Regions from separate parts of the Mus musculus genome. Here regions 2, 3, 4, 5, 6 and 7 are each linked to region 1. A link is a loop called in an ENCODE intact Hi-C map of the cell type or tissue named here. Cell type or tissue: heart. All regions are shown on one strand.

Region 1 (4,000 bases):
AAGAAAGGGTGGGCAGGGCAGCCTGGGAGCAACGCTTGGAGGAACCTTTCTCAAGGTTTTAATTCTCTCCTCCGAACTGTTCCTCCCTCCCTCCTGGGTGTTAAAATCATGCCTCTTCCACAAGGTGAGTTTAGAGAGCCTGCTTGGTGACTCTGGCCTGTGATCCCATTCCTGAGTCACAGTTCCTCCTACAGTGAGTTCCAGGCTAGCATGGACTACTAGACCTCCATTCAGACAAAACCAGCAAAAGTCTTCTTGGGGACACACTTATGCTTTGGTCATTGTAACCGTGGAAGGCAGGAGGTATAGACCAGTGCGCGGAGCATGAGACAGAGCTAGTCACAAGCTTGTCAATGTCACCTTGGGAAGCTGGCTGAGCTTAGTTGTATTACCATGTCTGTCACTTAGTCATCATGACTGTACCCTGCAAGGGGGAAGAAGCGTCCCCAGGGACCAGGAGGGCATGCCTGGGGAGGGTGTGGCCTGCTCTGGAAGGAAAGATCCATTTCCTCACCCACCTCTGTCAGTGCACAGAGGCAGTCCCCCAGGGGCACACAGAGGCAGTCCCCCAGGGGCATTGTGTCCTGGACAGGAGAGCAGAGCCTGCTAAGGACGTCCTTTTCTCCTCCCTGTCTTTGAATGAGCACCGGGGCAATGCTGTGAGGCTCTGAATGGGAAGTGGAGCTAAAGACAGAGGTGCCTGGGCCTTCCTGTGTATTCAAGGTCCCCATTCACAGGACATAAGGAAGATGGGGTTCAGATTCACCCCATGAAGCTCTGGGTAGAACATCCTGCTCTTCCTAGGGAGAAAAACCAAGTCTCCTGTAACCCCAAACTGAGCTGGCCGGAAAGCATATTTTAAAGCTTGGAAAACTTGGGGGCTCACCAGTTACATCACACCAAGTGATGAATGACTTCTAGGTAGACAGGCAAAGCGGCCCAAGTGAGTCTCAAAGCAGCGGCCTGTATGTCTAGACTCGCAGCCTCCCTTGCTGTGACCCTCCAATTCAGCTCCTCAGGGTGTGACCCCAACCATAAAGTCTTTTGGATGCTATTTCACAACTCTAGTTCTGATAGTGACAAATCATGATGTAAATATAGGATATACAGGATGTCTGATTTGTGACCCCAAAGAGATCTTGGCCCAAGGTTGGGAACTGTCTAGAGCCAAGCTCTGGAATCCAGGCCTCAGGCTTCTGTCCTGCTAAGATGCCCTTATGTTGTAAGCTGTTTCAAAGCAGTTAAGTAGGAAATTATTTAAGCTTTTTAAAAAGCATTTATTTTGTGTGAGGTGGGGTGGGGCAGGGCGTGTGCACATGTGAAGGTCAGAGGACAACAGTGCTTCCCTCCATCCACCACGCAAGCCCTGGGCATCAGACTCAGGCCACCGGGCTCCTTTATCTGACAATCCATCTCATGGGCCAGGGAAATGATTTTAAATTGAATGTGCCTGTCCAAATACTTGCAGGAGTAACTTCTATGAAATTTGAAAAAAATATATGGTAATGTTTGTGAAGTTAACTTGTTTGCCTTGAAAGTGCTTCATGTACAAGTTCCAGTGAGACAGTTATTTAAAATATTAAAGGAAGAGTAAAATGTCACAGTTTTATGTAAAAAGTAACCAGAAAGCACTGGATGCTGAATCTTTGATCTGAAAACTTATATGTAGGTTTATTTACTTCCAAAACACAAGACTTAATCTTTCAGCCTTAGTCTGACAACTCCAACCCCACCCCTGGCCCCCCAAGATAGGGTTTTTCTGTGTTCCCCTGACTGTCTGGACACTTGCTCTGTAGGCCAGGCTGGCCTCAAACTCAGAGCTCTGCCTGCCTCTGCCTCCAGGGTGCTGGGATAAAAGGTGCCCCCCACCCCCCCACCCCCGGCTGGTATTTTTGTTTTATGTGTATACACAGGCTTCATATGTAGATGCCAGTGAGGGCTTAAAAAAGGTATAGAATTCCCTAGTTTGGGAATTGTGAGCTGTGCAAAGTGGGCACCAAGGCCCTCTGGAAGAGCAGAATGTCCTTAACCTCCAAGTTGTCTGTCAGTCCCCAACTCGTGTTTTAAAAAAATCTATATCAGGCCTGGGGATATACCTCATCCGATAAAGTGCTTGCTTAGCATCTGTGAAGCCCTAGGTCATAGAAAGGCGGTGGTGCATCTCTGTAATGTCAGCATTTTGGAGGTGAAGGGCAGGTGGTCAGGAGTTCAAGGTTGTCCTTAACTCTGCAGAGAGACCAGCCTGAGATAACTGAACCCTGACTTAAAAAAAAAAAAAAAAAGAAAAGAAAAAGAAAAAGAAAATTAGCAGAAAATAAAATTGAGTGGTCCACCAGAGGGCAGTATTTGACAAAGGTTTGATAACAAACATCACTCATAGAAATTATATATGCTTCATTTATTGTATCAACAATGTGGTTAGTAGAAAGAGTTTCCTTCCATCCATACAGTTTCAGAGAGGGAACCTGAGCATGCCTTGTTCCTACAGGGCATAAATAGTTCTTTATGCAGTGCATCTTGAGATTTTTTAAAAAAATGTTTGTTTTATAGCTTTTAAGATATAAGAAGAAGCAAAGGAACTCAGAGTTGTTACATGGCACTTTATAGCCTGGATAGAGCCCATTGGCTCACCAAAAAAAAGCTCAGTTGTTCTAATTCAATCTCCAAAGCGCTGTTTGCCCTTCCTGGGAAACATCCCAATTTGGCTGCATTCCATATGCTAGAAAAAGACCAGAGCCAGAGCCAACTGTAGGCTTGAGGGAGGCAGAGAGGGGTTTCAGTTCTCCAGGGGCCAGGAGAATCACTGTCACACCCGTGGGGCAGTCCTGGCTGGAGGGGGCTGGGCATCGGCCCAGATCCTCAATAAGTCAACGGTAACTTCTTTTATCCTCAGGCCAGGTAGCTGCTTCCTGGTGGTGGGGTTTAACTTTTCTCTCCTGTGTTTACAATTAGGAAAAGAAGCAGCACACGCTTGTGGTAAGCAAACACTACAAGTTGGCACGTGATGTCATGTGATAAACACACTTGGGGCTGCCTCCAGGTGAAGACAGAGCCAAGACTTCCTGTTTGCTCTTCAGAACTCAGGCAGAAGCCTGACCTATAGCCATGTCTATCCTTGGTATATATATTCACATACATGGACATTGTGCATACTTTGGTGTGTCTGTGTGTCTTTGTGTGTGTGTACATACATGTGCAATATCGCATCCTGGGAATCTTTCTGTCTCATTGCTTAGCTTTTTCCATTTAATTTTCTCAGAGAAACATGGCTTCATTCCAGGGACCCTAACCGGGGTTTCTATGGGTGTCAGGCTGCTCTGACACAAAACAGAGAAGGAAAGGGGAGCTATTATGTTGTAAAATATTGATTTGGATGTTTATTGGCTTGTTTATTTGTTTATTTTGCTGCAGAGAAATGAGAACTGGAAAGAGCATACTGGATATCAGCTAATGTTTTCTGAGCTTCAAATGCTCTCACGGTTTTGGTCTGTAAGTTGTCCCCGGTGATGTTTAAGTCTTGTTTGTTTTGTTTTGAGACAGGTAAGACAGGGTTTCTCCAGGTACTCCTGGCTGTCTTAGAACTCATCGTGTAGACAGGCTGGCATCTAGCTCTGCTCCACCTGCCTCTTCCTGGGATTAAAGGTATGCACCACTGCCTGGCCTGATGGGTAATCTTGACTGGACTAAAAGATGCCCCAGTAAAGCCTGCTTCTGGCTGTGTCTGCCACAGGGCCTGCTACACGGGACAATACATAAGTGAAGGCAGTGTCACCCTACAGGCTGCAGTCAGATAATCTGACCCTCCTCGTCTACCCCATCCTGCTGCCTTACCACAGGCCAGGAGGCAGTGGGGCCCAGGCTGAACCCTCTGAAATCATGCTACAAAGGAAATCTCTTGGGCTCTAAGTAGCTTTTCTCAGTCATTTGTCACAGCAGTGGGTGTCTAACTAAACGGCCCCGCTCCTTTCACTGTCCTTCTGGACCCTTGGACCGGTCAGTT
Region 2 (4,000 bases), 150 kb before region 1:
ACACTTTTCCATACTACAGCAGCCACAGCAGGCAGGTTTTCCTTCTTCCTCCAAGGTGTATGGCACAGAACTGTCTGAAAAATCACCAACCAGAACTCACCAACTCACTCTGAGGGCCTTTATCCAAGTACAGGGCCTACGGCACCTGATGGCAGGTGGCAGTACGGGTAGATGATAGGAAGACACCCCAAGTCAAAGCTTTTGGTGGCATGGAAGTCCCCTCAGTCAGCTCACCGAAATTATGTTGTCATAGGTGACAAGTTTACACAAGTAAACTCAAACTCACTTTAGAATTCATCAATTTTATTTCATATACAAAACTTCATTACACCAGGTACCAAAATTAAGGCGAATTAAGTCAAAGTGGCTTTGAAAAATCTAAATCGACACAGCTCAACACTCGTCTTGGGCTTAGTTCAATCAGAAGTGTTAAGGAAACTGGGCATGGGGCTCTCACCTTTAATCCTAGCCTGGACTAAGGCAGGATTGCTGTGAATTACAGGTAGCCTCATCTATACAGTGCTTTCTAGGACAACCAGGGACATAGAGTGAGACCTGTATAAACAAATCAAAAGTTCCATTGAGGTAAGTTGGGCATGGTGACAGACCCAGGCTGGAGAGTTCAAGGCCAGCAGGCTACATAATAATGCTGTCTCAAAAAAAAGTGTTAGCAAATATTAATTTATAACACTGAGAAAATGTGCTTTAAAAACTTGTGTGCATGGGCATTGTTCCTGCAGGTATGTCTGTCTGTGCACCATGTGTGCCTGGTACCTGAGCAAATCCCCTGTTGCTGCTATTACAGGCTCTGAGCCTCCATACACTTACACAGGCAGTCGCCATACACAGGCTCTGGGAACTTAACTCTTGAGTCCTCAGACACAACAGCCATCAATCTGAATTTTAAAACTTGAAAGATGAGAGACCACCATTTATCAACTGCTCTCTTCACTCCACTCCCACCCCAAAAGGGAAACTCCAGGTGGGTGGATGTCTGTGGGTTCAAAGCCACTCTTGCCTAGTGAGTTCCAGGACAGCTAGGGCTACATAGTCTTAAAAAAAAAAAAAGAAAGAAAGAAAGAAAGAAAGAAAGAAAGAAAGAAAGAAAGAAAGAAAGAAAGAAAGAAAGAAAATTAGCCGGGTGTGGTGGCACACGCCTTTAATCCCAGCACTTGGGAGGCAGAGGCAGGTGGATTTCTGAGTTCGAGGCCAGCCTGGTCTACAGAGTGAGTTCCAAGACAGCCAGGGCTACACAGAGAAACCCTGACTCGAAAAACAAAAACAAAACAAAACAAAACAAAAAATTAAGAAAGGCAGGGGGAAAAAAAACAGGAAAGAAAGCCTGAAATAGGCTCAAACATACGAATTTTTAAATTAAGCTTGTGCAACATGGTGGTTCACACCTGTAATACCAGAACTCGAGATACTGAGGCAGGATCTTTGTGTGTATCCCTGGCTGACCTAAAATGTAGACTAGGCTGGCCTTGACCCTGTTTCAAAAATCGCTCCCAATAAATAACAGATAAATCGACCTCACTTTGTGAATTAATGAGTGTAAACGTGCTAATGTTTTCCAAATAGAGCATAGTTAATGGGGAGGGTGAGTTTAAGGGTTCTTAATTGGCAAGGCCTCTTTCTGAAAAACAAAAACAAAAAAGTAAACTAATATAACTTAGGGAGGTTCATTTCCAGCTTAGACCGATGTAATCACTCTAAATTCCATACGCGATGCCAAGAGCTTTTCTCAAAATCCTAAAAATTAATTCTCATCTACACACCCTGTCTTCGGAGCTGCACTCCCTTCGCGGCCGCACGCGGCGCCCGCAGCAGCTGACTCCTCCCCGTTCATGGGGAAAACCCTGCCTAATATTTATAACGCTATGACATACTGTAATACTCACAAGGTGGTTGTAGAAGTATAAACACGACTGGAGATATCTGATTGGCTGCTGGTGATGTAACACCCATGTCAATACTTCCCACTGAACGCACGTGTTCGACCTTTTATTTAAATTTCCATTTCATCACAGCAATAAGACACTCGGGGCGGTGCATTTTCTGCGAAACGATCGTCGCCCGGGGCCAGAGGTGCTGCCCGGCGTACACAAGGAGCCCAAGGAGGTGTCCTCGCGAGGGAGGCACCGCCTGGTCCAGTCTTTTGTGCAGGAACAAAATAAGTTCACTTCCTCGGGCACGGCCACCCACCCCTCCCCCGGCAGATGACAGGGCCGGGCGCGCTCCCACCGCACTTACTCCTGGAGTCCCAGGTGAAGTCGTGGCGAGAGCCGGGGACCGTGCGCACGGGCGCGCCGCGGCGAGCCGGCCCCTGACACCCGCCAGCTGTTTGTCCTGGCCGAGCCGGCCCCGCCCCGAGACCCCAGCCCGTGCCCCGCCCGCTTCCTTCCCGTGGCCGCACCCCCGCCCGCGGGCCCGAGCGGCCGGCCCCTTTCCCGGTCCCCGGGCGCCCCCGGCCCAGCCCAGCCCGGCCCAGCCCGCCCCCTCCCCCGGCCGGCCCCCACCCTCTCCCCCTCCAGCGGTTACTGCTACCCCGGTGCATTGTGGGCGCACGGTCCGTTGTTCATTTGCCATTCGACCTCCGCCAGGGCCTGGTCGGACGGAAACGCTCCGCCGGCTTTATTGTCGGCTCGCTATGTGGCGGAGCCTGGCGGCTTAGCGCGCCTCTCGCGTCCGCGCCTCGGCAGCCGGCGGCGGCGACACGACTCCCCCCGAGGACGGAGATCTGTTGGCGGGCCGGTGTGTGCGCGCAGCGCTGAAGCGGGGCAGCGGAGGGGCAACCGCACTCCTCCTCAACTTCGAAGGCCGCACGCGCCCGGCTCGCCGCTCCGCTGCCCGCCCACCGCTCCGCGCGGGACGCTGCCCGGAGCGCGGCGGGGCGCGGGTGGAGAGGACGCGGCTGGGACGGCGGCGGCAGTAGACGCGTGCGGCGGCCCGGGAGCGAGCGCGAGCCGGCGGGAGGGTGAGGCCGGGCCGGCGGGAGCGCAGCGCAGAGCGGCGCAGCGCAGCGCCGGGGGCGGGGGCGGGGGCGAAGCGTTGGGGGAGCCGCGGCGAGCGCGCGGGACGCGGCCGGAGCCCGGGCGCGAGCCGAGGCACCGGGCGGCGGCGGCGGCGGCGGTGACCGCGGCGCGCGCCATGTCGTTCAGTGAGATGAACCGCAGGACGCTGGCGTTCCGAGGAGGCGGGTTGGTCACCGGCGGCGGCGGCCCCACGAACAATAACGCTGGCGGGGAGGCCTCTTCTTGGCCTCCGCAGCCGCAACCGCGACTGCCCGCGCCGCCCGCGCCGCAGCAGCCGAATGGGCGCGGGGCCGACGAGGAAATGGAATTGGAGGGCCTGGAGCCCCAGGACTCGGAGGCCGCCGCCGGCGCGGCCGCCGCCGAGGACGTCAAGGAGTTGCTGCTGCTCCCTCAGGACACGGGCGGCCCCTCCTTGCTGGGCGGCGGCGCGGGGGGCCCCCTGCTAGCGGAAAGGAACCGTCGGACTCTGGCCTTCCGCGGGGGAGGCGGCGGGGGTCTCGGCAACAATGGCAGCAGCCGCGGCCGCCCGGAGACCTCGGCGTGGCCCCTCAGGCATTTCAATGGGCGAGGGCCGGCGGCCGTGGATCCGGAGCTGGACGCGCTGGAGGGGAAGGAGTGGATGCAGGACGGGGCGTCCCTGAGCTACAGCACCGAGGAGGAGGGGGCGAGCCCGGGCGATGGCAGTGGGGCGGAAGGCGGCAGCTGCAGCAGCAGCAGGCGGTCGGGCGGCGATGGTGGGGACGAAGCGGAGGGCAGCGGTGTGGGAGCTGGCGAAGGAGAGACTGTCCAGCACTTCCCGCTCGCGAGGCCCAAGTCCCTCTTGCAGAAGCTCCAGTGCTCCTTCCAGACCTCTTGGCTCAAGGACTTCCCTTGGCTGCGGTACTCCAAGGATACCGGCCTTATGTTCTGCGGATGGTGCCAAAAGATCCCCGAGGATGGGGGCGGCGTGGACCTTACCCAGGTGG
Region 3 (4,000 bases), 320 kb before region 1:
AGTCCCTCATTACTCCCCCCCACTCCCCTACCCACCCACTCCCACTTCTTGGCCCTGGCGTTCCCCTGTACTGAGGCATATAAAGTTTGCATGACCAATGGGCCTCTCTTTCCACTGATGGCCAACTAGGCCATCTTTTGATACATATGTAGCTAGAGACAAGAGCTCCGGGGTACTGGTTAGTTCATATTGTTGTTCCACCTATAGGGCTGCAGAACCCTTTAGCTCCTTGGGTACTTTCTCTAGCTCCTCCATTGGGGGCCGTGTGACCCATCCAATAGCTGACTGTGAGCATCCACTTCTGTGTTTGCTAGGCCCTGGCATAGTCTCACAAGAGACAGCTATATCAGTGTCCTGTCAGCAAAATCTTGCTAGTGTATGCAATGGTGTCAGTGTTTAGAGGTTGATTATGGGATGGATCCCTGGATATGACAGTCTCTAGATGGTCCATCCTTTTGTCTCAGCTCCAAACTTTGTCTCTGTAACTCCTTCCATGGGTGTTTTGTTCCCAATTCTAAGAAGGGGCAAAGTGTCCACACGTTGGTCTTCGTTCTTGAGTTTCATGTGTTTCATAAATTGTATCTTATATCTTGGGTATTCTAAGTTTCTGGGCTAATATCCACTTATCAGTGAGTACATATTATTTGAGTTCTTTTGTGATTGGGTTACCTCACTCAGGATGATGCCCTCCAGGTCCATCCATTTGCCTAGGAATTTCATAAATTCATTCTTTTTAATAGCTGAGTAGTACTCCATTGTGTAGATGTACCACATTTTCTGTATCCATTCCACTGTTGAGGGGCATCTGGGTTCTTTCCAGCTTCTGGCTATTATAAATAAGGCTGCTATGAACATAGTGGAGCATGTGTCTTTCTTACCAGTTGGAGAAAACAACTCTTAAAACATAAGAGGTTTTCCTTCTATAATGATTTCAAAATATTTAATTTTTAAAAATTAATCAGAATTATAATACTTATGCTATGGTATACTAATGGTAGTCTCCTTAAGTTAGAGTTACTTACTGTAATCAGTGTCTCCTTTCCCTTCCTCCCCTCAACCCCACAGGTCGGTGTCTTTCAAATGCATCCCTGTTTTTATTTTTCATATGTGTGTGTGTGTGTGTGTGTGTGTGTGTGTGTATGTAGAGATACTTACATGCTCGAGTGTGTCATTAATGTATCTATCGGTGGTGGGGACCAAGCTCCACAATTACGCATTTTTCAGTACTAGCCTTTGTCTGTTGAGGATTTGTTTTATTATTTTTAGTTATGTGTGTATATGTTTGTGTCTGTGTGAGCACTGCCCCTCTGGCCTCCTGGGCAGCGTCAGGTAGCGGCAAGAGATAGGCTTCGGATCAGAAAGGAAGAAAACCAAATCCTTACTAGTGGCTTCGGAATGCAGCTCGGTAGAAGAACACTTGCTTTGTGTGCGTGAAGCCCTGGGTTTCATAGTCAGGACCCACTCATTCACCCAGTTCCATCCCATCCGTAGCTGACTGGCCGGGCAGTGGTGGCGCACGCCTTTAATCCCAGCACTTGGGAGGCAGAGACAGGTGGATTTCTGAGTTCGAGGCCAGCCTGGTCTACAGAGTGAGTTCCAGGACAGCCAGGGCTACAGAGAAATTCTGTCTTGAAAAACCAAAACAAAAAAGAAAAACAAACCAGCTGACTGACCACTCACAGCTGCAGTTGACATCAACCGACTCCAGGCCCGACTCTTCTTGGAGTCTGCAGAGGGGAAGTGGACTCTCTTCCCAGGTCGTTGATAGCTTCAAATGATGTCCCGTTTCCCCCTGGGCTTTCTTCCTAGCATTTATCACTGTCTGAAATCCTTCAAATACTTGTTTACTTTCTGTAAGTGTTCCTCCTTCTCCTCCTCCTAGGAGCAGGAGCCTGGATGACTGCCTTTGGTCGGGTCATTTCTTCCATTGTCCAGGGGCACGCCTGCATGGAGAAATGGGTCAGTAAAGTCTTACCGGATGAATAAAGATGAAATGGATGCCTATGTGAGGCATGTGACATAGGCTCAGCAACAGAGGGTTTTATGGAAGTAAGTTGGACCAGGCTGTGCCATTCACCTGGGTCCTGTTGTAGCTAAGATCTTTCCTAGATTCTTCACTACTCTCCAAGAAGGCATCCTGAGGGACTACCACCAGAGGGTATGGATGAGAACTTAGCTTTGGGTCCAAGGCCCAGTTCTGGAGCAGTTCTGACAGTTGCTCAGTAGGGGGCACTCTCTGCCAGAACACCATCCGTATTCCAGGTAAGTCACTGGAGGCAGTGTGACCACGCTGGCTGCCTGACAGCCTGCCTTCCCCTTTCCATGCACAGCATCCATTTCTTACCTCTGTTAGCACTTTAACCAATGCTCTACTCCATTGAATTTGTGGAAGATGTCTTGACGCTTCTCCTAAAATAATCAGGTGAGGGAAGGAATGCTAGTTTATGTATTTTGAAGTCTAACTTTGATTGTCATTTGAAACTCCATTCACGCAATACTTCTCCAAGCTTTGACCATGGGTCACCATATTTCTTAGCAAAGGGAAGAAGATGGGTTGGGCACAGGGTGGGAGCCATGTTCTGAAACGTGGGTTCATTGGCAGAGCTTCTTCACATCTCAGCATCCTAAGTCGTCTTCTGTAAAATGGGGAGGCAAGAAAGCAACCCACACGTGCTTCAAGGACTAGATACATTCTAGCTTCTAGACTATGGCAACAGAGTTTATTAAATAAATACACACTATCTAATACATTGCTAGGTCCTGCTTGACTCTGTAAGAGACATGTTAGAATCTTTTTTTTAAAACTGTGTCAAAAAAAACCTTGTCTTTTTTAATTTTATTTTTAGATTTTACTTTATGTGTATGTGTGACTGTATACAACGGGTGTGTGGGTGCCAGAGGATGGAATCCCTGGAAGTAGAATTACAGGCTGCTGTCAGCATCCAGTGTGGATGCTGGGAACCAATTTCAGGTCTCCTGGAAGAATAGCAGTAAGCACCCTTACAGAGGGCTGTCTCGTGTGTGTGTGTGTGTGTGTGTGTGTGTGTGTGTGTGTAGACAGTGTCTCACTATGTAGTCCCTTGGTGGCCTAAAACATGCTAACCTCAGACTTGTGGTGATCATCCTGCCTCAGCTGCCTAGGTGCCTGTTATCATTATGCCCTCAAAATTCTTTTAATATAGCCAGCTGTGGTGGACCACACCTATTTCAGCAATGAAGAGGAAGAGGCTGGGAGGATTTCAAATGTCAGCTCACAAGAGACTAACTCAGAAAACAGAACAAATCTTTGATTAAAAAATTACAGTAAGGACAAAGGAGTGTAGTTCAGTGGTCAAATACCTGGGTTCCTTTCCTTTGCTTATCTGTCCATTTAACAAGGGAGTTGTTTGCTGGTCCAGCCCCTTGAGTTGGGCAGTGCTGTTCTCCACATTGTAAGTGAAGCAATCACAGGAGTATGTGTGCGTGTGTGCGTGTGTGTGCGCGCGCGCGCGCGCACACACACACACACACATACACAGGGGTGGGGGTGGGGAGAGAGAGAGAGAGAGAACACCAAAAGATCTGCTTGTATTTTTAGAAGAGTGGTATTAGCTGTATTTGTTTTTCTATTTTTAATTGTTATATTTTTATGATTGGGATTCAGCCCAAGCCAAAGGTGTGCATGGAAAGCCCGTGGGTGTTAGGGACTTGTGTAACCTCCAATAAACACCTAGCCGCACTGTGGTACTGCTCCTGGCCCCCAGGGGTCTGTTGAGTCCCATCCAGCCTGCCTTCCCTCAGGGGGATGAAGGAGGCTGCTCCTTTACAAACCATGCTCTGTATTGGTAAAAAACAAAAAACCAAAACCAAACCAACCAAACAAACAAAACCAAGAGACCCCAACAACTGCCCATTCTAGAGGTTCCTGGGCAGGTTTGGCTCTTCCTGGCCTGGTACTTGGCAGAATAAGAAGGGTCCTAAGGTACAAACTATATTACTTTCCTCAGCCATCTGACTTCTT
Region 4 (4,000 bases), 550 kb after region 1:
TATTCTTTTACATACATTAGCATGACATCAGAGTACAGTCAACAAAATCTTAAGACAGAGCCTTGACAATGGGTGACAAACGCTACTCTTTATTCAACGAGGCTCTGAATGCTTCTCATGTCACATTTTTATATTTTTTGCAATTACAAGTTCCTCTTTGTATTCACTGATAGCTTGTTTTCTGCTTGGGATTTTTTGTTGTTGTCCTTGCTGCTGTTGTTCTGTTAACCAAGGCTGGGGAGTTGGCCTGGGGCGGGAGAGAGTGCAGAGTCACAGTCTTTCTGAGGAAAAGAAACGCTTAGCCAAGGATTCTCATGGTTCCTGTGGCTATGTTGTGACCTGAACTCGACGTGACTCAGCCTGATGCATGTTGCCACTGTGTCCCTGTCGTGAACTTTCCATTTTCACAAAGGCCCCACTGTGTAGCAATTTGGTTAGAGCCATGTCTTAGCCAGGGCTACTGGAAGTAGTCCTGTAGAGTATCTGTGGCATTCAGTAGGATGGGTGGCTTGGATTTCTATTGCTGTGATAGAACATGACCATGAATAAATTGGGTTGGAAAGGATTTATTTCATCTTTTACTTCTGAAGTCACTCCATTGTTGCGGGAAGTCAGGCCAGGAACTTGGAGACCAGAGCTGATGCACAAACTGTGGAGTGGTGTTGCTTACTGGCTTGCTCCGTATGACTTGCTCAGCCTGCTTTCTTGTAGCACCCAGGACCGCCAGGCCAGCGCTGGCACTACTCATAGTTAGCTGGGCTCTCTCGCATCGATCATCAATCAAGAAAACGTACCTCAGGCTAATCTGGTCGGGACATTTTCTCAGTTGAGGTTCCCTCTTCCAAAACGACACTAGCTTGTTCAGGTTGATGGGAACAACTAGCTAGCAAGGTGGAAGATAATTCTAGCAGAGAAATTTTAGGCATCAGTGCTGTGAATGAGATGTAGATCTGTGATATTAGAGCAAAGTTTGGTGAGATTTACCTTAACTCACTTGAAGAACTGAATCACAAGACAACAGGGCAAAATCAGGCCCTGCACAGCTGTGTGTCTTCCTGTAAGATATTTGTACCTATTTAGTCTAATATAAGTACAGTATCTGCAGATCCAACACGATAAGAGGCGTGGTCAAAGTCAAGACCCCCAAGAAGACACGCCCCAAGGCAAACCATCCCAGATTTACTGGAGCAGATGGAGTGGAGAGTGCTGTGGCCACTAGAGACCAGAGATATCTTTTGTTTTCTTCGCTAGGATTACAACTCTCCCTGTGAAGGGCGAAATGGCGATCCAAATATGGATCCCTTCAATTTTCTTTCATGGACAATTACTTTGAATGTGTGTAAGGCTTGACTTCAAATAAAAACATTTCTATGCAAAATTTAATTACTTAGGAAGGATATTATTTCAGACTCGGATCTACTAAACTTGAAAGTGACAGCCATTTCTAGCCATTGCTAAGTGCCACGGCCACACCCAGGCAGAGCGCTCTCCAAATTGGACTGGTTCTGCCATCTAGTGGCACAGTTGATTAACTACAAGTAGTTGAGGCACTCCCTGGCTTGGCCTGCCCACAGGGTGAGAATTAAGTCTGCACTTAACATTGTGGAATTTGTTTCACCTCCTCACACATGTGACTTTGGAGAAGCTATAGAATATTGCTCCATGTCGGCTAGCTGAACTGTATAATGACGATAAGGAGCTATTGCATGGTTCTCATGAGGCACCTGTGCTTCACACATGGGAAACACTTAGCAGATTTCCTGACAGTGATGTGATTATATTTATAATTTTTATTCTCAAAATGCACGTCTTTGGCTGAGGCATGAGAAATCAAGTTATGAAAATATGAATGATTTTTAATAAATGATGTCTATAATACTGAATGCTTGGATGAAAATCAAGTTTATTTAGGCTCTCTATGCACAGCGCCAACACATGCATGATCTCCGTGACACTTGCCTCAAGCCAAGCTGTTCCCCACCTCATAGAGAGCGACTCCATCCCAGCAGAACACTCGATATGTGCATGCTAGTGTGCGCCTTCTTTCTCCCACTTACAGAACCTCAGTCTTTATATCCAGCTAGGTGTCGGCTTCCTGTACACACTTCTCCAGTGCTGTCAAGCAGACTTCAATCCTGCATAGTCCTTTTCTGTGCTGTGTGTTAGAGCATTTGACATGGTCAGGCTGTCGGTGAGGATTGGGTGGGATGCAGGCTGATGCAGACCCGGAGTGTGAAATGCCTGTCATGAGACATTGAGTGTTACCCTCATATACTCTATCATCACAATGCCTGACACAAAGACTTCACACAACACAGGTCTCATCAAAGCTGAGAGGGAAAAATGATTTTAGAGACAGGACCTCACATGTAGCTGAACCAGGCCTTGCATTTGCAACCATCCTGCCACAGTGCATCATGAGAAGGCCAGACTAAACTGGCCTGGTAGGTTGAATTGGTAGATTTGATACCTAAAAGTAATGCTATAATAATAATAATAATAATAATAATAATAATAATAATAATAGTCATTAAGAAACACCTAAAGATTACTAAAACATAAAGAAGCCACTTCCCCTTCTCAAGTGATATTGAAGTTTGACATATTTTTAAGCCTCGCTGGACTTGCATGCTCACAATAGCTGCTTCTGAGCAGCCCTGTACCCCCACACTTGTCTTTTGTTGTCTAGGTGTTTGGGGCTACAGGGATTACATAAGTTTTATCCCCAGTTCCTCTACATCTGAAGTATTGCTAAAATTTCCCCCATTGCACCACTACTCAGACTTTGCTGAGTGCGGTGGCATGATTATATATCCACAGAGCACATCTTTGGCCATGAGCCTTTCTTTCAGCTAGAAATACCTGCTTTCCAACCCAGGGTACAACATCTCTTGCCACCTCATCAGAATGACCCAACGCTATGTTTTATATGGGGAATGGTATAATAAACACAGTGTCTTGCCATCTGAATGGTCATAAGAGAATGGCTTTCGGCTTTCAGTGGCTCTAGGTCGCCTTTGTGAACTTGGCCCAGAAGATCCCGTAGCTATGAAGAAGGGCCTGGCGATGAGGCCAATGCGCCACCCAGTCTGGTCTGTGCTGCAAATCATCTCGTTTTAAAGTGAAATTACTCATAGTCGATATGTTCTATCTAACTTTATATCTTTCTCCAGAAACAATAATTTCTATGGTCGTGAATTTATTCACTTATACATTAAATTTTTAAATCTTACATATCTTGATGGATATTTACTCTGAGAATAACAAGATACTTATCTCTCCTTTCTTTCTTTCTTTCTTTCTTTCTTTCTTTCTTTCTTTCTTTCTTTCTCTCTCTCTCTCTCTCTCTCTCTCTCTCTCTCTCTCTCTCTCTCTCTACCTCCCTCCCTCCCTCCCTGCCCCCCTCTCTTTCTTTCTTTCTTTCTTTCTTTCTTTCTTTCTTTCTTTCTTTCTTTCTTTCTTTCTTTCTTTTTTCTTTCTTTTTTTTTTTGAGACAAAGTTTCCCTTTACAGCCTAGGCTGGCCTGGAGCTCAAAACAATGCCCCTGCCTCCACCTCTGAGTGCCAGGATTACAGATGTGTATCACAACTGCCTACAGCATCCATTCTTTTTTTTTTCCATTTTTTATTAGGTATTTAGCTCATTTACATTTCCAATGCTATACCAAAAGTCCCCCATACCCACCCACCCCCACTCCCCTACCCGCCCACTCCCCCTTTTTGGCCCTGGCGTTCCCCTGTTCTGGGGCATATAAAGTTTGCGTGTCCAATGGGCCTCTCTTTCCAGTGATGGCCGACTAGGCCATCTTTTGATATATATGCAGCTAGAGTCAAGAGCTCCGGGGTACTGGTTAGTTCATAATGTTGTTCCACCTATAGGGTTGCAGATCCCTTTAGCTTCTTGGGTACTTTCTCTAGCTCCTCCATTGGGAGCCCTGTGATCCATCCATTAGCTGACTGTGAGCATCTACTTCTGTGTTTGCTAGGCCCCGGCATAGTCT
Region 5 (4,000 bases), 320 kb before region 1:
AGCATTTTTTGGTTCAGATGAGGTCAAGTCGAGAAGCAGCCTCCCCTGAGGTGAGATCTAGGCAGCTCAGGGGGGGCCCTGATCCAAAATAGTTTCCATGCAAGCACCTGAACTGTTGGTGGCCAACTCATTCCTTTCCTGACTGAGAAATATTTGTTGACTACACTCGAGCAAGATGCCCCTTCCCGTAGGATGATCAGGATGTTGGGAGTTGGGTCGGTCATTATGGTGCACACCCATAAGCTCCGCATCATGGGAGCAAAGGCCCGAGGCTCACTATAAACTTGAGGCCATCTTGGTCTACATAATGAGTACCAGGTCAGCCAGGGCTACACATGGGGATTCCGCCTTAAAAAAGAAATCTACTGTCACTACAATTTAAAATCTTATTTTGAAGGAGACGATGAAGGAACAAGGAAACTGCACCCCTCATAGTGAGCCTTCTAAACTTAGCTGATGGCCTGAGACCCAGGCATTTAACCTATTACAATTTGCTACTCCTAGGGGTAAAGACAGCTCTCTTGGATGGAGAATAGGGATGCAGCTTAGCGGCAGAGCACTTGCCTAGCGTGCAGCAGGCACGTGGTGGTTACATCCTAAGCGCTGCCCGACGTCAAGGGACAGTACTAAGGGCTTCTAGTAAGGTCGGGATTGAACATTGTGGGAGTGTAACAGGAGTAGCAGTGGCCCACCTACTTAAGACATAAAATATCCTGGAAGAGGTGGCAGTGGATAGGACACTTCAAAGGTAAGTAAATTACCAAATAGAAATAAATAAAATACAGTCAACACCAGGGAAAGAACAGTAAATGCAAACTGACAAAAAACCACCTGATGCCATCCCTAGAGCTTGGGGGTCCTGACTTGGAATGCCCAGCTGCCTCGGTCCCCTTCCCGTGACCCGCGGAGGCTCCTTCAGCATCTCTGCTCAGTGGGCATCCTAAGGCTGCATCCACCTCAAGTTGCAATGGCTGTTATGAGTTCCTGATTCATTTACCTGCTTTCTGTTTATTTAAAAAATATTTATTGACCCTTTATAATATAAACTACAATGTAGTGTAATATAAAACTTGACGGGTTCTCCTAGACACCCTCGTCTCTCTCCCACGTCCATCATGTAAGCAGAAATGGAGAAAAGGAGAGGGAGGAACTTTGTCTGTTTCTTCATGGGTCCATTCTCAGTGAGTCTCACCCTGCCTGTCCTTTGTTCCTTCCATACATTTGTGTATGGTGCCTGCAAAGCACCCAGTTGGAGTACTTGATTTTGAAGAAGATGGAGGCTAGTTGTGTCATACAGAGGTGCTGAGACACTGAAAATGTCCCCTGGTCTTCTCTCTTTCCTTTTCCCGTCCCTTCCGTTCTTTCTCCATCCCTCTGTATTGCTCTGGCAGGGTCTCATGTAGCGTAGGCTGACCTCAGAGTAGCTATGTAGCTGAGACTGACCTGGGCTCCTGATTCTCCTGTGCCCCAGGTGCTGGGATAACAGGCAAACACAACCACGTCTGGCATGGCCTTTCCTTTGAAGGCATTTTAGAGACACCCTCTCTGGCGTCTCAGTAATTCCCTGTCTCTCTCTGACTATTCCATAAAGACTTTCAAAGCAGGGCTGAGCCCACTTTTGGCAAGTCTCTTACCTTTGTAAGCCTGACTTCAGTGTGCTGGGAAAGGTGACTTTAGGAATCTCGTGACTGTTGGTGCCTGGGGCGGAAGCAGATGTTGAAAGGGCAGGTGGGGGTTCAGGAATGGAGGCGCCCTGAGACACGTAGCTTCTTTCACAATCTGGCCCGGGGCTGGCTGATCCTGTGATTGGGTGTCTCAGCCAAGAATGTCCCCAGAATTCCAAGTCACTTTTAGACGCCATTTCCCTGTCCTGTGGCTCCAAGTCAGCAGATAAAGTGGATTTACAAGCAGAAAGAGAGCAGGCTCACAGAGCAGTTCTGCTGCAGAGCGGGAGAAGTGGGGGGGGGGGGGGGGCGGGGGGCGGGGACGACTTCCTCTCCGGTCTTTCGGGTTAATGGCTCTCAAATACGCAACTGGGTGTGGCACTTGGGAGGCAGAGGCAGGAAAAACTGTCGAGTTTGAGAAGCCAGCCTGGTCTACAGAGTGAGTTTCAGGACAGCCAGGACTAAAAAGAGAAACTCCATTTTAAAAAAAAATGTTTTTTAAAGTCACGAAACAACAACAACAACAACAACAAACCCCAACAACTCAGAGTTCCTTCCTTCTTGCATTCTAAGCAAAACTCAAACAAACTGAGAAAGTTTTGTTGAAATCTTCTGTGCCATTTTTATCTTCCCCCACCATTTTGTAACATGAAAGAGGAAGCCTTTTATGTTCACGGCAGTAATATTATTCTAGTCTTGTTAAGTTATCTTATTTTTGAAATGGCATTTTGCTATGTATTCTGGGTAAGCCTGGGCTTACTCTGTAGCCCAGGTTGTATGTGGACCCTGCTGCTTCAGACTTTCCAGCGATGAAGCCGGGCGTGGTGGCGCACGCCTTTAATCCCAGCACTTGGGAGGCAGAGGCAGGCGGATTTCTGAGTTCAAGGCCAGTCTGGTCTACACAAAGTGAGTTCCAGGACAGCCAAGGCTATACAGAGAAACCCTGTCTCTAAAAAACAAAACAAAATAAAACAGGCTTCCCAGCGATGGAAGTACAGGAGTGAGCCGGCATCCCCAGGCAGCAATCTTCAATCTATCCCATTCATGAGGGATGTCTCACACCTCGTTTTGCTTTGGTTTTTCCGAGACAGAGCTTCTTCATGTAGCTCTGCTGTCCTGGAACTTGCTCTGTAGACCAAGGTGGCTTTAAACTCACAGAGATCTTTCTGTCTCTGTCTCCCAAGTGATGAGTTCACAGGTGTACGCCAGCACCACCCAGTCTTATAGCCCCATTTATGGGAACGAACACCACTGTCCTGCAAGGACTAGCTAATGTCTGGAGGTCGTGCTGGCAGCAGGTTCGTGGGCACTCCATATCTCCAGTTTAGCCAGACACAGGTGGAGTGGGTTAGTTGGAAAATGGCTTCTATATTGAGCACATGCAAACGTTTTGCTGGTTGTGATCTCCTGTGCAGTACAGTATAACGATATTTGTATTCTGTTAGGCAAGCATGAACCCGAGATCCCAGCACTCCGGAGGCTGAGGTGAGGAAGGAGGCCCTAGGATTTAAGTCTAGCCTAAGCTACGTCAGAGAGACCCTGTCCCCAGCTCTGTAGCGCGCTTACAAGGTGGAGGCAGGGAGTCATCAACTACACAGTGAGTTTCAGGCCCACCTAAATCATATGGGACCCTACCACAAAAATCCAATAAATAGCCCTGGGTGGTAGTGCACATCTTTAATCTCATCACTAGAGAGGCAAAGGCAGGTAGATCTCTGTGATACAGAGGCCAGCCTGGTCTATACAGCTAGTTCTAGGCCAGCTAGGGCCACATAGTGAGACCCTGTCTCAAAAAAAAAAAAAAAGAAAGAAAGAAAAGAAAAAGAAAAGAAGAGAAGAGAAGAGAAAAGAAAAAAGAGGAAAGAGAAAAGAAAAGAGAAAAGGAGAGTGGGAGGGGAGGGGAAGGAGGAGGGGGAAGAGGGAGGGGGATAGTTGCCAATAGGCAATGGTCTTGGATCTGCTGGCATATCTAAATTGGCACTAGGGAGTAAAGTCCTGTTCTTTGCATCTGTGTTAGAGAGGATTCTGACAAGCTTGTGAGTGCTTCCAGACTATAGATATGCAGAAACGAAACGTAAATTCCAGCTCTGCTCATTGTTAGCCCCGTGGTTCTCAGCACTGACCCCTAAGTTTCCATGTTGTCTTATCTACAGAAGTGGGACTTATTCTGAGGTTGTGAGGCAGTCAGGTCTCTCACAGGAGACTGTGAATGTCAAGGGCCTGATGTCACAGCCCCTCAGTTCCATCAGCAGGATCACCATTCAGCAGATGTGGCCTCTGAGATGCAGTCATTTAGTCATTCAACAGCCAATCCCTGATCCGCCGCAGCTTGTCAC
Region 6 (4,000 bases), 300 kb after region 1:
AATAAGTAGCCCTTGAAGTGCAGCAGTGCGCCAGTGTCCGGGAAGTCTGCTCTTTGGGCCAATACTGCTCGCATCTGCTGCTATAAAGTGACTTGAAGTGTTTGTGCTTTGCCAGGACCCTGAGATGCTCATATTGGAGAAACAGTGTCCTTAGGGGACAGAGAGGGGGACCAAGGGAAGGCTTCCTGCATAGCACGCCACTGCCAAGCTTCTATAATCTCTGTCTGAACTGCTCTTTCCCATCTTAGCCCCCATGAGAAACAAGTCAGCAAACTGGGAGTGGTCTAGGGAAGTCAGGAGCTCAGTGGGCAGCTGTGTGCAGGCCTCACTGGCACTGTCAGCAGGCATCCTGTGGATACAGTCTGTCCTGGAGGTGTGTGGAGGAGATCCTATGTGGGGAAGAGAATGAAGAGGCGGCACTCTCCCTGCCCGCAAAGGCTGCTGTCCTCAGGCAGAATAACGGGGATGAAAGATCGAGAATGACCGGCGTTCATGTGGATGCCCATATCAGAGTGACCGGCAAAGCTTGGTCCCACCCCTGAACACTGGCTTCATACAGTACTCAGGTTGAGCTGCCAGGTCTCGCCATTCCTGAGAGCACTAGGAGGAAGTGAGGCTCGAGTTGAGTTCAGCCACAACCTCCTGTCCACCTGACTGAGGAAGGTGGGCTCTGAAGAAAGACAGGGCCTATCTGTCCACCCCCCATTCCTCCCCTACCCTGTGCAAGCACTGGGGAGCATAGAGACACTGGGAACAAGGAGTGAGACAAGATAAGAGGTGAAAATAGCAGGAGAACATCAGTCAGGGCAGGAGAGATGCTGAGGTCCGGGGTGGCTGTGATGGGTGGTCTCAGACAAAGGAAGAGAGCCCTGGCTGGGGTCCAGGAGGAGCTTCCTGTCTGCTTGGGCTACAGGCACACTGGGAAGTGGGGGTTCAGGCAGCCTGGTACCTCACGCATGTGCTCTGAACATGCTTGCTGGGTGCAAACAGCCCAGGCCCCCCAGAGTTTAAATGCATATGTGCTTCCTGGCTGGGAGCAGGAAGCGCCCTCTCTCCTAGACCTGCCCTGGGGCCCAGCGGGAGCTCAACCCAGCCCTGCAGACACAGCTGCTGAGGCTGCTGCCACTTAAGGGCACAACAAAAGGTCACCACCCAGGTGGACAGCTCTCTCCTTGAGACTGCTGGGTCTCTCAGGATCCCATCAAATGCTGACGATCCGATAACGCACCAAGGCCAAGCTATGCTGTGGGCTCCAGGCCCCGATGAATGGCTGCAGCGCCACCCAAATGCATGCCAAAATCTCAGTCCCTAGTGCCACAGCCTAACCTCATCTGAAAGCAGGGCTATTTCAGATGGCACTAGTTAGGACTGAAGTCAGAGAGGTACAGTTGCTATCTTGGCTTCAAGACATACATTCAGAGAGGGAAGGTGACAGCAAGGACTAGGTGGGTGTGCACTAAGGAGCTGAGTTTGGGAACAGATCTAGCTCTGGAAGGGGCTCGTGTGACAACACTGAATGCTGGACTCTGCTCTCCAGAGCAGAGAGACAAGAAATCTTAGATGAATTGTCTAGTTGTTCCTTGTGACAGCCCTCCCAGACCAGGAGGGGCATGAAGACATCTCTGCAGAAGCTACCCTGAACACTGGTCAAGCCAGGCTCCCAGCCGTACATACAGTATACAGAAAGCCACAGCTAATATCCATTTACGTCCCCATGCCAGCTTCAGTTGTGTCGAAAGCCAGTAGCGCCATGCCTGGAGAGGTGTACTCGGACAGACAGACAGCCACACCGAGGCTTACCACATTCATCAGGTTCTCATGGTCCCCGCTATGCTGCCGTGGCTTCTTCTCTCTGAAAGGGAGAAGAAAATACCATTCTGATGTCAAATGTGTCCCTTAAAGTGAAGTGGACACCATACTTCCCTAGCCTAACATTTATCAGCTCCGCCTCTCTGGTTTTATTAACCAGGTTAATAAAACTAGATCAGAAAAAGTCCTGACCTACAGCAAAGGCTGAGCCCGCTTCTGGCACACCCCTTCCCAGAGGGTCAAGTTCACTACGGGAGACAGCGGGCTGCAAGCAGGATCTGTCTGTGCCTGGAACACTCAGATGACAGACACTGCCTTTATTCTTTAGCAAATCCTAACAATGACCTCATCTTCTCCCTTAAGAGTCTGTGAAGTCACGTGCCGTAAGGGATGAGAGAAAATATGGGAGATACTACTTTGGCACATCAGGGAGGTGACATTCTCTCAGGATGAGTCATAGGTACTTCCAGTCTACGGAAAAGTCTGCCTAGTAAAAACAGAATGTGTTTTACACAGAACAGGCTAAAGAAAGCCATTGGTTGTAAAGACCACATTTCTATCTGTGGCGAGAAGAGGGTGACACCTAGCGGGAGAGTGAGTCATTACAGTAGCAGATTCTTGAAGTTTTGGGGAGCCAAGTCTAGTGTCTCTAGGCTTGTCCTGTCCTTCAAGACCTGAGTCCTTGCTTGGCAGGGACTAGGAGAGGCTGCAGAGGCCAGAGGGCATGGGTTTCTCTTTTTGACAGATTTTAGAATGGGATCCAAATCGAGAGAGTTGAGTATGGAGCTGGCTAAGCTGGTTCCCACTGGCTCCCAGCTAGACCAGAAGGCTGCACCCTGCATCATCTCTGACAGTTCTGGGCATCCGTCTTGGTTACAAAGAACTTCACTTCTCCCTGAGCCAAGGGAGACAAGTATAATGCTGAAAAAAAGAGAAAAAAGGCTTCCATTTTCAGTGAGCCTCTCTTGTAGGAAATACAAGCCTATGTCTTCCTAAAGGGCAGTTTATCACACACAGTTTTACTAATATGTGAGCTCTCCAGGCCACGCAATAGTGAGCACCCTCAGTGACTTCCCACTGTGGCAACAGGATGTAGTACCTCACACTTAGATTTCAGTATGCCCATGGCCAAAGACAGCACACAAAGACTGTGCTCAAAGAATTGCAGAATTCATTCCAGACATTTAGATAGGAAGGGCTCTTTGCTTTGCCCTCCAGGAAGATCAATAAGCATTTTCAATTGACGAATGAAGAATGCCCTTTGTGACCAACCCATGAATGTGGGCCAGGGAGGCTCTTAATAAAGAGGCTCCGTGGGACACAGGGAAAACAGCAGGTTTAGGCTCTAGAACATGCATGTTTGTTCTAACCTGTCGCAAGTGGAACACAGGAGGACGAGGAAGGTGATGAGGAAGAACATGGCCACGGCAGCCAGACTTCCCCACAGGACCATCTGCATCTGCATCTGCCCACTGCTCAGTACGCTTCCTGCAGGGCCCATGGTGGGAGCTGGGGTGACCAGCAGGTGGGGTCAGTTCTTCATAGGAGATCACATGGGTCTAGAAGGCTTCATCCTCCTGCAGAGAGAACGACACTACACGTTCAGAATCCCTTCCCGGGAAAGGCTGAGCAGTCCCGATATCAAGATCCCAAACCAGAAAGAACCCTGACCTGATTGCTGAGTGCTGCTGTGGTGCTGTCAGAAGCTTGAAATGCATGTGTGCTGAAACCATGTAAAATTACGGTTGTGTACGAGGAGACTCCGACAGCCACAGGAATGCCACGCTCACACCTGTGTCTTCTCTCCAGGTTAGCTACCTCTATTTCAGAATCTGAAAGGTCTCTAGCAGCACTTCACATAAGAAACACAGAGCCTCCCTGTCAGGAGCAAGGCCTCACAGCCGCCAGGGCGATGTTCACAGAAGGTAGGCGTGCCTGGAACCTGGCTGGCTCTCTTCAAGTCTGTGCTGTGATGTTTGATTTCCTCACATGGGATTTGACTGGGGATGCACCAGTGTGTAGCAGAGCATCCAAAGCAGTGGGTAGTTTATCATCTTAGTATGAGGAGTCAATAAAGACTTCCAGCACCCCAAAGCAAGCAAAATATGCTTGTTTGCGTTAATACGCCTTAGCCAAGGCAGTATGAAATGTTTGCTACACATGTGTATGTGCGTACGTAATTCCTAACTTT
Region 7 (4,000 bases), 560 kb after region 1:
AAATTCTTAACAAAAATGGGTAAGTTTCAGCAAGGAGACTGATAACCTTCCCATCAGCCAGAATATTCCACAGGGAGGCTTCTGTCTCTGCTTGGTCCTGGGTAATGGCGTTCTTCCTTAAAACTGGGATGGTTTAGCTTTAGGTGGCAGGGTTTTCTTTGATGTGAAGAGCCTGGCGGTTGCAGGTGAAAATGTTTGGGATGCAGAAACACTGAACATTTCCTCATAAAATCCTTGGAATCAAGAAAGATCACTAAGGCCAGAATGAAGTGATTATAACTGATAAGGCACACAGACTGTGTCCTGAAACAAAGACTTCTTGGAAGCCCTACAGTGGGGAGGAAGGCTTTTCACGGCACGTGGGTAAAGGAGGAGGATGGGGTGGGGTGGAAGCCTGAAGTTCGTCTGGACATGAAGGACTCGGGTGAGAGAGGCGGCTGCTGGGTACCAACAAGAGCTGGGAACAGGGTCTCTGTTTACACGAGGAACCCAAGGCATGAGTGCAACACAGAGAAACCTGACAGCCACGGAACAGGGCAGCCCCTCGCTGCACTGGCAACCGATGAGGACCCGGAAAGGGAACTCTCTAGAATGAGACTCTTCTTTACTTACTAAGGAATTTCAGTTTTGCTGAAAAAAAAATCACTGTATTTCTGGGATATAGTGGCTCATGCTTGCAATCCCAGCATGTGGGAGACAGTCAAGACGACTGCTTGGTGCCGAGCTCAGCCTGGGTTAATAATACAGAAAGTACTAGGGTAGCCAGAGCATGTGTATCCATGTACAACATGTGTCTACCTACCTACGCACACACATACACACACACACACACACACACACACACACACACACACAGACTCACACATGCACGCGTGTGCGCACACACACACAAACACGCATGCATACATGCAATCGCACATATACACGTGCACACGCACAGACACACACACACAGGCACGCACGCATGCACACCCACACACACCCACACACGCAAGTGCACACATACACATGCACACGCACAGACACACACACATGCACGCACACACATGTGCGCGAGTGCGCGCGCACACACACACACACACACACACACACACACACACACACACGCACACACACAGCTTGCGGAGCTCTTGGCTCAGGCTTCTGGCACCAGCAGCCATCTCAAGAACTTACCCTACCTTTCCCCCGCGTCTGTCCTCTTGCTTTTTAATTTCCCTTTTTGAAACACACAAACCAAAGAATCATAAACACAGAAATCGCCACTTTCTTTTGGTCTAATTGATTGGAAACCTCGCCTCATGGCAGGCTTCAACCAAAGCACGCCGGGACTGCCTGCTGGCCGTCAGCTCTCACTGCACGCCGCTCTGGCCATCTGCTGCTCCACACGGGCCATATGGAAAGGGGCCCACATTTTGGAAAATCCAAATTATTTTCTTCTGTGTGTTCTCTTTGCTGTACTTGCCAAGTCTATGGATCAAGCATGGGTGCGATTACAGTTTCCTAATCGGTTCTCTTGGAAAGCTAGTGACTCCAGCTTTATGATGAGGGCCTTTGGGTAGGTAGCACTCATCCACTCGCGAAATAGTGATCGCGTCACCCTCTGATATCAGTGGCTCAGGAGAAATAAGAAATCACCCCTGTGGTTCAATTCCACAATGGTTTCTGTTCTCTATGAAGGAAATAAAATCACATGCCTTTAGTCCTCGAATTTGGAATGCAGAAGCAGGAGGACCTAGAGGACCCTTGGTCTATAGAACGAGCATGTTCCAGGACAGGCAGGGCTGTACAAGAAACACATCAAAACAAAACAAAACAATGGCGTTTTCTTTCCTCTAGAACTCTAATCTGCCATTACCTCGCCCAGGCCTGCAATAGCAGCCATAGCCGCACTGGAGCGCTGAAGCGCTTAGTTCTTAACACTTGCAAGCTTGCTAGCAGCTCATTCCGAGGTGGAGCAGGGCTCCTGCTGCAAGTTTACAAATCTGATGCCCAAGCTCTCCTTGAAAAGCTCTCCTCTAAAGTGGGTGCTTGAGTGAGGTCTTAATCAGTTCTGGAAAGTAACTTCTTGAGGGTTTTGACTAAATAAAGGGGAGCAGAAGACTGCTTGTTTAAAGATGTCAACAATCATAGTAGTGATTCAGAGCTTTTTTTAGACTGGGAGGAAGAGGAGGATACAGTCTCAGTTGACTTTAGCAGAAGTAGGATGTGTATATGCAGCTGCCAGGTAACAGCTCTTCTGCCTGCTCAGCTTTCTACTAAGGATCTAAGTCTCTTCAAATTCTGCTCTCTCTCTCTCTCTCTCTCTCTTTTTCTTTTCCATTTTTTATTAGGTATTTAGCTCATTTACATTTCCAATGCTATACCAAAAGTCCCCCATAGCCACCCACCCCCACTCCCCTACCCACCCACTCACCCTTTTTGGCCCTGGCGTTCCCCTGTACTGGGGCATATAAAGTTTGCGTGTCCAATGGGCCTCTCTTTCCATTGATGGCCGACTAGGCCATCTTTTAATACATATGCAGCTAGAGACAAGAGCTCCGGGGTACTGGTTAGTTCATAATGTTGTTCCACCTATAGGGTTGCAGATCCCTTTAGCTCCTTGGCTACTTTCTCTAGCTCCTCCATTGGGAGCCCTGTGATCCATCCATTAGCTGACTGTGAGCATCTACTTCTGTGTTTGCTAGGCCCCGGCATAGTCTCACAAGAGACAGCTACATCTGGGTCCTTTCGATAAAATCTTGTTAGTGTATGCAATGGTGTCAGCGTTTGGATGCTGATTATGGGGTGGATCCCTGGATATGGCAGTCTCTACATGGTCCATCCTTTCATCTCAGCTCCAAACTTTGTCTCTGTAACTCCTTTCATGGGTGTTTTGTTCCCACTTCTAAGGAGGGGCATAGTGTCCACACTTCAGTCTTCATTTTTCTTGAGTTTCATGTGTTTAGGAAATTGTATCTTATATCTTGGGTATCCTAGGTTTTGGGCTAATATCCACTTATCAGTGAGCACATATTGTGTGAGTTCCTTTGTGAATGTGTTACCTCGCTCAGGATGATGCCCTCCAGGTCCATCCATTTGGCTAGGAATTTCATAAATTCATTATTTTTAATAGCTGAGTAGTACTCCATTGTGTAGATGTACCACATTTTCTGTATCCATTCCTCTGTTGAGGGGCATCTGGGTTCTTTCCAGCTTCTGGCTATTATAAATAAGGCTGCTATGAACATAGTGGAGCATGTGTCTTTCTTACCGGTTGGGACATCTTCTGGATATATGCCCAGGAGAGGTATTGTGGGATCCTCCGGTAATACTATGTCCAATTTTCTGAGGAACCGCCAGACTGATTTCCAGAGTGGTTGTACAAGCCTGCAATCCCACCAACAATGGAGGAGTGTTCCTCTTTCTCCACATCCACACCAACATCTGCTGTCACCTGAATTTTTGATCTTAGCCATTCTGACTGGTGTGAGGTGGAATCTCAGGGTTGTTTTGATTTGCATTTCCCTGATGATTAAGGATGCTGAACATTTTTTCAGGTGCTTCTCTGCCATTCGGTATTCCTCAGGTGAGAATTCTTTGTTCAGTTCTGAGCCCCATTTTTTAATGGGGTTATTTGATTTTCTGAAGTCCACCTTCTTGAGTTCTTTATATATGTTGGATATTAGTCCCCTATCTGATTTAGGATAGGTAAAGATCCTTTCCCAATCTGTTGGTGGTCTTTTTGTCTTATTGACGGTGTCTTTTGCCTTGCAGAAACTTTGGAGTTTCATTAGGTCCCATTTGTCAATTCTCGATCTTACAGCACAAGCCATTGCTGTTCTGTTCAGGAATTTTTTTCCCTGTGCCCATATCTTCAAGGCTTTTCCCCACTTTCTCCTCTATAAGTTTCAGTGTTTCTGGTTTTATGTGAAGTTCCTTGATCCACTTAGATTTGACCTTAGTACAAGGAGATAAGTATGGATCGATTCGCATTCTTCTACATGATAACAACCAGTTGTGC

Evidence for each region. Hi-C counts contacts between places; a loop is a spot of excess contacts. Peaks named below come from ENCODE experiments on the same cell type or tissue, not always from the same donor. Only the 100,000 strongest peaks of a DNase experiment are listed, where the experiment ranks them.
Region 2: it touches region 1 in a loop (2.3-fold over the local background); 3 of 42 quality-filtered maps call a loop at or near these places.
Region 3: it touches region 1 in a loop (2.9-fold over the local background); 9 of 42 quality-filtered maps call a loop at or near these places.
Region 4: a loop joins it to region 1, with 4 times the contacts of the local background. A loop is called at or near these places in 20 of 42 quality-filtered maps.
Region 5: it touches region 1 in a loop (2.8-fold over the local background); 5 of 42 quality-filtered maps call a loop at or near these places.
Region 6: a loop joins it to region 1, with 7 times the contacts of the local background. A loop is called at or near these places in 33 of 42 quality-filtered maps.
Region 7: it touches region 1 in a loop (5-fold over the local background); 17 of 42 quality-filtered maps call a loop at or near these places.

The regions. Positions count from the first base shown.
Region 1 is chr3:9,398,026-9,402,025 of GRCm38, forward strand. No RefSeq gene overlaps it. Among named protein-coding and RNA genes, the nearest start is that of C030034L19Rik, 3.0 kb to the right of the region's middle. In heart, a CTCF peak has its summit at 2,345 (motif pointing right); a DNase peak (open chromatin) is centred at 2,776; H3K27ac peaks cover 1,501 bases.
Region 2 is chr3:9,247,980-9,251,979 of GRCm38, forward strand. Zbtb10 (zinc finger and BTB domain containing 10) reads left to right here and starts at 2,588. Exons shown (of 6, transcript NM_177660.3): 1 at 2,588-4,000. The coding sequence starts at 3,151. In heart, a CTCF peak has its summit at 1,813; DNase peaks (open chromatin) are centred at 2,052, 2,292, 3,662 and 3,822; H3K4me3 peaks cover 2,610 bases; H3K27ac peaks cover 1,777 bases.
Region 3 is chr3:9,074,676-9,078,675 of GRCm38, forward strand. No RefSeq gene overlaps it. Among named protein-coding and RNA genes, the nearest start is that of 4930539M17Rik, 15 kb to the left of the region's middle. In heart, a CTCF peak has its summit at 2,213 (motif pointing right); a DNase peak (open chromatin) is centred at 2,226.
Region 4 is chr3:9,946,360-9,950,359 of GRCm38, forward strand. No RefSeq gene overlaps it. Among named protein-coding and RNA genes, the nearest start is that of Gm33273, 63 kb to the left of the region's middle. In heart, a CTCF peak has its summit at 1,511 (motif pointing left); a DNase peak (open chromatin) is centred at 1,502.
Region 5 is chr3:9,080,503-9,084,502 of GRCm38, forward strand. No RefSeq gene overlaps it. Among named protein-coding and RNA genes, the nearest start is that of 4930539M17Rik, 21 kb to the left of the region's middle. In heart, no CTCF peak of the experiment used is centred here; no DNase peak of the experiment used is centred here; H3K27ac peaks cover 619 bases; H3K27me3 peaks cover 83 bases.
Region 6 is chr3:9,702,904-9,706,903 of GRCm38, forward strand. It overlaps Pag1 (phosphoprotein associated with glycosphingolipid microdomains 1), which reads right to left. Exons shown (of 9, transcript NM_001195031.1): 4 at 3,180-3,386; 5 at 1,801-1,852. The coding sequence starts at 3,310. Among named protein-coding and RNA genes, the nearest start is that of Gm33169, 42 kb to the left of the region's middle. In heart, no CTCF peak of the experiment used is centred here; a DNase peak (open chromatin) is centred at 2,248; H3K27ac peaks cover 828 bases.
Region 7 is chr3:9,958,956-9,962,955 of GRCm38, forward strand. No RefSeq gene overlaps it. Among named protein-coding and RNA genes, the nearest start is that of Fabp5, 52 kb to the right of the region's middle. In heart, a CTCF peak has its summit at 1,882; no DNase peak of the experiment used is centred here.